Linked DNA regions of Homo sapiens: region 2 is linked to region 1. The links are chromatin contacts, found by Hi-C or POLR2A ChIA-PET in ENCODE. All regions are on one chromosome and are shown on one strand. Each heading gives the region's core, a stretch centred on a gene start or an enhancer-like site at or near the end of the contact. The rest is flanking DNA. Distances are from core to core; before and after follow the strand shown.

Region 1 (3,611 bases), core at 663-3,162:
GAACTCTAAGCTCAAGCAATCTGCCCACCTCAGCCTCCCAAAGTGCTGGTTTTGCAGGCATGAGTCACCATGTCTGGCCTAATATATCTTGTTAGCACATGAGGTGTTACCTATCAATAAATCATCCATATATATCCATATATGGACTCCTGAGGTGGGGGAAGTTTCTTTAAGTTCTTTTGTAAATGCCTAGAGATTATAGTTGGCAAATCTCTGAATCCCTGGGGGATGCATTGCCACCAATATGGAAAGCCTTCATAGGTAAACACAAAGAGATACCTTGGTTCCTCTGCTGAAGGTATAGAAAAGAAAGCTCAACATAAGTCTATTACTAAAATTAGTTAGGTCACACAATAGGAGGCTAAGAGGTTGAGTACTACAACTGTCAGACATACCAAAAATATATTTCTATCAGATTTTGTAAAAATATGTAAGCAAGCTAAACTTCTTTGTCAGTTTCCCTTCCTTTTTCATAGGTAATATAGGAAGACTATTACAAGGCAAATGTCCTTTCTTTATGATTCTCTTTCTAGTTCTCTAATTACAGGTTCAATTCCCCGTATTTGAGCTAGGGAGAGGATATAGCTTTACACATGACCATAATTTTTCTTTGGTGTAAGCTACGACAGTAGGGTCAATCAAATGATAGACTTAATGAGTCAATGTGTTTAAGAAAGACTTCAGCAAACAAGGCCTCTTGTCTGACCGAAGATGGCTACACATCCTCCAATTTGCCCAGTGGAAAGGCTCACTCAAGGTGTCCCATCCTTGTCACCAAACTTGTGGGGGCAGAAAGGAAACCAACACCCAAAGGAACATGCCAATTCAAAAAATAGAGAATGATTAGATAATTCTATTATTTAGAAAAAACCTGAATGCATTCAGGTAGTCAGCAAGTGTCTACACAGCTATGGTAGATTTTTAGCTCTATTGTTATGGAATTAAAGCTACAGTTACTATCCCTCATTCCGTTTTTAGTAAACAGCCAGAAGCTATTCAATTTGCATCAGTAGTTACGTTGAGTTTACCCTGATGGCCTGATTTTTATAATTCTTTATCAGGCTTACCCTGATGTTCTGCTATTATCATTCGTTACCACTACCTCCTGTAACCGCCCAAAAGTGTCCCCACACACACGAGGGCATGTTCAGTTTCCCACACTCCACCTCAACAACTGGCACCAGAATCGGCCCAGTTGCTCAAGCCAAAATCTCAGGAGTCATCCTGGTTTTCTCTCTTGCCACCCTGTGGCCCCACATCCAATCCATCAGCAAAAAACAGCTGGGAGCTGGAAAGGCAAGACTCTCTTCCTGTGAGTCCTTCACACCGCCTGCACCTGTCTAAGCCACCATTCCACTCCCTTTCCCACCTACAGCCTGGTGATATCTCCCTTCTCCTCTGCCTTCCCTCTTTGCAGCTCAATCTTTCTTTCCCTAGGTTATCAATTGTATAATAAAGATTATAAAATCACTCTATCCCAATAAATATAGCTTCTATCAGTCTTAATGACTGAAGCACCGCAGAATTCTCGGTTTGGAAGGGGGTTTTGCTGCTTAAAAAGTTTCAAAATCACTGCCAGAGGGAACCAGCAGCCCTTTTGTTGATAGCAGAGCCAGCTCCTCTCGCACGTGAATAAACAACCATAAATGAGACACGGCACATTTGAGCAGTCTTTTAAAATCATTTAAGCTTTAAAAATTATTTAAGACACGTTTGTTTTAAAAAAGCAATTCAAATCAAGCATTTGCAACATACCTACGATACCTCTATGGAGACTTAGCATCTACAAGACCCAGTTTGACAACTGCCAGCGCCAGGGAATAAGTGAAGTTTCTCAGCCCAAGTCACACAAGGCCCTAGCCAACCCACCTCTGCCTGCTCCCTGGGGCTCTCCTCTACCCCAGCCCTCTCTCCCTAAAGCCAGCGAGAGGCTCCGCGATTGTCCCCCCCAAATCCTTTCCCCCTTTTCGGGAATAGCAAGCGAGTCCAAGAGATGAGGTCACGTGATGCCGTCCGACCAATCTGGTGTGAGCAGAGGCCCCCATTCTTCCGGGGAGAGGGGCGGGGGCGGGGCCGGGCCGGGAGCGGAAGGAGCAGGGGTGGACAGAACAGCCTGGGGAGGGGGCGGGGACAGGGCGAAGCAGGGAGGGGAGGGGGCGGGAACAGGGCCAGGTGGGGCGGGCGCGCGTGTGGGGGGGCGGGCGCGCGTGTCGGGGGCGGGCGCGCGTGTGGGGGGGCGGGCGCGCGTGTCGGGGGGCGGGCGCGGGGGCGGGCACAGCAGGCGCAGGGTCTTTCCCACATGCTGGGCTGCAGAGTGAGGAAAACCCATCCCGGAGGAAGCTGGCGGTTAGGCTGGCTGAAGGCATTCTGCATGATGAACACAACAGTTCTCAAAAAAGTAATGATGTCATACCAGAGCAGCAGGAGGGGGTGGTCTGTGACCATGTATGCTTGATAAATTCTGGATTTAAGCAAAGTAGGCCGGCTTCTTTGTCAATAGACGTATTGGGTTATTCCCGGGGGGGCTGCAGCCGGAGCACCTCCCACTCCTTCGCAGGGGTTATTTCTGAAGACCCCCTCTTGGAGGAGCTCTGCTAGGGCCCTGCGTGCACCTGCTGCCCTGGCATCCTGGCCAGCAGCTCCGCCAGGCTCTAGTGTGTATGGCCTGGGCTACCTCCCGGTACTGTCGCCGCAGGCCTTGGGACCCGTTCCCGCCGCGAGGCTCCCGAGGTAGCCCCGGCCTCCGGTTCTTCTCAGATAGCCCCGTCGTCCAGCCCCAGAAGCGGGCACTAATGCCTTCCCTGAACGCTGAAAGTTGTTGAATGGATATGGACAATGATTAGAATCATGTAGAAAACATTAAGTGATGGTCAGTATGTTCTGTTTGGGAAATACTGAAATGTGCAACACAAGCTAGAAATAACAACATGCAGAACAGCACAACTTTGTAAGACCCGCGCTGAAGGAGGCAGCATTTGTGTGAGAGCGCCCGGCGCTGCCCAGAAGAGCTGGAACGCCCAAGGAAGGCCGCTGCTCAGCGCAGGACCCCTGGGCTCCCGGAAACGGGATAGCGTTGCTTATCTTTAAGGTAGGCTTGGGAAATACCTTGTTTCTCCGTAGTTTTGTGGGTGTATATACAGATACTCCTTGACTTACCATGGGGGTTACATCCCAGTAAACCCATCGTAAGTTGAAAATACCATAGTCAAAGATGCATTTAATACACTTGACCTACCAAACATCATAGCTTAGTGTAGCCTGCTTTTAACGTGCTCAGAGTTAGGCAAAATCCTACTTTATAGTTAAGTGTTGAATATCTCATGTCATTTATTGAATACTGTACTGAGAGTGAAAAAGAGAATGGTTGTGTGGGTACTCAAAGTAGAGTTTATATTGAGTGTGTATCACTATCACACCAGTAAGAAGTCAAAACATCATACGTCGAACCATCCTAAATTGGAAATTTGTGTGTGTGTCTGTGTGTGTGTGTGTGTGTGTGTGTGTGTGGTTTTTAACCGATAGGCAAGAGACACTTCCTAATGGCCTGTTTAATGACTCCAAATTACCTTGCGTCTCTTCATTGAGAAGGTGATTTAGTTTTCCCTAGGTGG
Region 2 (3,611 bases), core at 317-2,816, 46 kb after region 1:
TGAACTTTGGGTCTTGATTAAGTGAATGAAGTGTTGCTGGAACACAAGCACTGTGATACTGTGGCCGTTAACCTGGTAACGGAGAAGGCTCCTAAGTGACTAACAGGCTGGAAGTGTAGACAGCGTGGACCATGCTGGACAAAGGGAGCGTTCATGTCCCGGGTGGGACAAAGTGGGATGGCGAGGGATTTCATCACGCCACTTAGAATGATGTGCAATTGAAAACTCATATATTGTTTATTTCTGGAGTTTAATCTTTTAGGACTGTGGTTGACTTCAGGTAACTGAAACCATGGAAGGTGAAACCACAGATAAAGCAGGACTACTGTATTTAAAATGTCCAGAGGAGGCAAGTTCATGGAGACAGAGATCAGTGGTTTCCAGGGGGGGTGGGGGGCAGCAGGAATGGGATGTGACTGCTTGATAGATACAGAGTTTCTTTCTAGAGTGAGAACAATGTTCTGGAACTGGCGGTGATGACTGCACAACTTCTGAATGTACTGGACGCCACTGCATTTGTACAATTTATTTATTTTATTATCATTATTTTTTTGAGACAAGGTCTCACTCTGTCACCCAGGCTGGAGTGCAGTGGCACAATCATGGCTCACCGCAGCCTTGGTCTCCAGGGCTCAGGTGATCCTCCTACCCCAGCCTCCTGAGTAGCTGGGATTACAGGCATGCACCACCATGCCACCATGCCAGGCTAATTTTTGTATTTTTTGTAGGGATGGGGTTTCACCATGTTGTCCAGGCTGGTCTCAAACTCCTGGGCTCAAGTGATCCTCCTACCTTGGCCTCCCAAAATGCTAGGATTATAGGCGTAAGCCACTGCCCCCAGCCTTACACAATTTAAAATGGTTAGAATGATGAATTTTACATTGAATTCCACTTCATAGGAAATTTTTTTTAAAACAACAACAAACCTCTTTAATGGACACATAAATTCCCTGGGGGTCTGATTGCAATGCAGATTTGGATTAAGGAGTCCGGGTGGGTCCTGAGACCGTGCTCCCCTTGCTTCTCACCTATGGCCACATTTTGAGACGCAAGGCCACTCGAAGGGCCCCCACCTCTGTGAATCAACCCCTGCTCCATCTGCCCCTATAAATAAGGGAATGCTAAAGCACAGATGGCGGGAGTGGGCGTGTCCCCAGGTCTGAGCCTGGAGGGGGTGGCCGGCCTCCCCCAGGCATGGAAGTGGAGGGAGAGGGGGCTGTAAACGGGTTACTCTGTCAGCAGACACAGAGGAGACCAAAAACAGTAGCTTTTATTTCACACGAAGCTGAGGAAGGAAGGCGAGAGGACAGCGCTGGCTATCAGAGGGTGCTGCCTGGCAGGTGCACCACCTCCAGCTGCTGGGCTCCAGCTCCGGGGCTCAGAAGCCATCTGAAAGAAAGCAGCGGCCTCCACTGAGCAAGCTGGGGTGCTGCAGGGTACCCGCCCCCGTGGTGCTCAGCAGTGCCTTCCCTCCCCTCCCCAGCCCCCGGGAACTCCTCCTGCGCCAGGGACACAGGGATCAAGGAGAGAACAGAGTGCAACCCCATCCCTGCCTGATCAGTGGGGGTGCCCGTCTTCCCTGCGACGGTTTTGGGGTGGAACAGGAGTGGCTCCTCAGGGGGAAATGAAAGGAACTGAGGAGCTCCAGTCGTGAGAAGGCCAATGAAGCAGGTAGCTTCTCTGCGCCGGGGTTGTGCTGAGATGTCATCTAGGGCCGGCTCTTCCAGAACCTCATTTGACGCTGGGAGGCAGCGACCGGGTGTGGGGGCGGGGTGGTAGGGGAGGGGAGCAGGGATGATGCGGTCCCGATTCCGTCCCCAGGGGGCGCTGGGACCCTCCCTGCTATCCAGGCTACACCTGTGCGGCGTAGCAGCCGTCCCCGTCTCGCCTGCACAGCGCCAGATGACAGCAGCCCAGAGGCTGTCCTCTGCCACCTGCACTGCTCACCTTTTCCGAGGAGGTCGGGGACGGGGCTGAAGGGTCCCCCGGGCAGGTTCCAGGCCAGGTCCTCTAGCAGGCCCAGCAGGCCTTTCACCTGTGTCCCCAGGTGATCCACGGTCTTCTCTACCATCTAGAGTGAGAAGGTGGGTAACGTCCAGGACAGGAGTGGTGCCACGTTCTGCTTCATTAGCCAGGTCCTAAGAAGCAGCTGGCGGTCCAGTGGGGTGCAGTGGAAAAGGACTGGGAGCTGCGGGACCTGGGTTTTCCTCACTCAGGCTCTGCGCCTACCTGCCTCAATCTCCCCAGATGACAATATCCTATGGGGCTCGCTCTCTAAGGCTCCTTCCTTTTTGGCACTCAGTCACAGGTTTGGATAAAGCGCGTGTAGATTACCTTCTCCCTTTTGGACTTTGCAGCCTGGAGCTCACATTCTTTTTGTTATTCTGCTCCCTGGTGGTGTCTCTGCCAAATGACAGGTCTGGGATTTTGAAATTTACTCAGGGTTCTTAATGGTTTTTCCCTGTGTATGCCATGGACCCCATTGGCAGTGTGGTGAAGCCTACAGACCTCTTCTCAGAATAATGCCTTAAATGCAAAAAATAAAACATATAGAATTACCAAGAGCACCAATTGCTTTAAAATATTATTCAAGTATTAGGCCAGGCGTGATGGCTCACACCTATAATCCCAACACTTTGGGAGGCCGAGGTGGACGGATCACCAGAGGTCAGGAGTTCGAGATCAGCCTGGCCAATGTGGGAAAACTGTCTCTACTAAAAATACAAAAAGAAAACGGGCACGGTGATGCATATCTGTAGTCCCAGCTACTCGGGAGGCCAAAGCAAGAGAATCGCTTGAACCGGGAGATGGAGGTTGCAGTGAGCCGAGATCATGCCGTTGCACTCCAGCCTGGGCGACAGAGAGAGACTCTGCCAAAAAAAAAAAAAAAAAAAAAAAAATTCAAATATTTAAAATTAAACTTTTTGGCCCAGCACGATGGCTCACGTCTGTAATCCCAGCACTTTAGGAGGCCGAAATGGGCAAATCCCTTGAGATCAGGAGTTTGAGACAAGCCTGGCCATATGGTGAAACCCCATCTCTACCAAAAATACAAAAAATTAGCGGGGCATGGTGGTGCATGCCTGTAGTCCCAGCTACTCAGGAGGTTGAGGCATGAGAATCACTGGAACCTGGGAGGTGGAGATGGCAGTGAGCCGAGATTGTACCATGCACTTTAGCCTGGGTGACAGAGCAAGACTCCATCAAAAACAAAATTTAAAAATTTGGATATATGTATTGGCCGGGCACAGTGGCTCATACCTGTAATCCCAGCACTTTGGGAGGCTGAGGTGTGTGGATGGCTTGAGCTTAGGAGTTCGAGACCAGCCTGGGCAATATAGCAAAACCTTGCCTCTACAAAAAAATACAAAAATTAGCCAGGCATGGTGGCACATGTGCCTGTAGTCCCAGCTACTTGGGAGGCTGAGGTGGAAGGATTGCTTGAGCCTGGGAGGTGGAAGTTGCAGTGAACCGAGACTGCACCACTGCACTCCAGCCTTGTCGGCAGACAGAGACCCTGCCTCAAAAAAAAAAAAATGTATTTATTAACTCACTAACTCACATGATCTAACATCAGGCCTAACAACAACTGAAATTTTGACATAATGAAT

What was found. Hi-C counts contacts between places; a loop is a spot of excess contacts on that map. ChIA-PET counts read pairs that join two places held with the same protein, here RNA polymerase II (POLR2A). Pooled maps may share reads with other maps.
Region 2: a loop to region 1 is called in a map of dorsolateral prefrontal cortex, with 3 times the contacts of the local background. The contact joins the promoter of LINC01856 here to the promoter of LINC02572 in region 1. A Hi-C loop is called at or near these places in 3 of 168 maps with a recorded cell type or tissue (dorsolateral prefrontal cortex, head of caudate nucleus and heart left ventricle) and 4 of 50 pooled maps. POLR2A ChIA-PET finds 5 or more read pairs at or near these places in 1 of 52 experiments (Panc1).

What each region holds. Positions count from the first base shown.
Region 1 is chr2:129,875,579-129,879,189 of GRCh38, forward strand. It overlaps LINC02572 (long intergenic non-protein coding RNA 2572), which reads right to left and starts at 1,913. Exons shown (of 6, transcript NR_149127.1): 1 at 1,870-1,913. LOC105373616 (a long non-coding RNA gene) reads left to right here and starts at 2,301. Exons shown (of 3, transcript XR_923328.3): 1 at 2,301-3,088. RefSeq lists enhancers at 1,858-2,152, 2,173-2,729, 2,730-3,285.
Region 2 is chr2:129,921,611-129,925,221 of GRCh38, forward strand. LINC01856 (long intergenic non-protein coding RNA 1856) reads left to right here and starts at 1,567. Exons shown (of 4, transcript NR_110285.1): 1 at 1,567-1,671. It also overlaps the pseudogene PLAC9P1. RefSeq lists enhancers at 874-1,689, 1,690-2,503.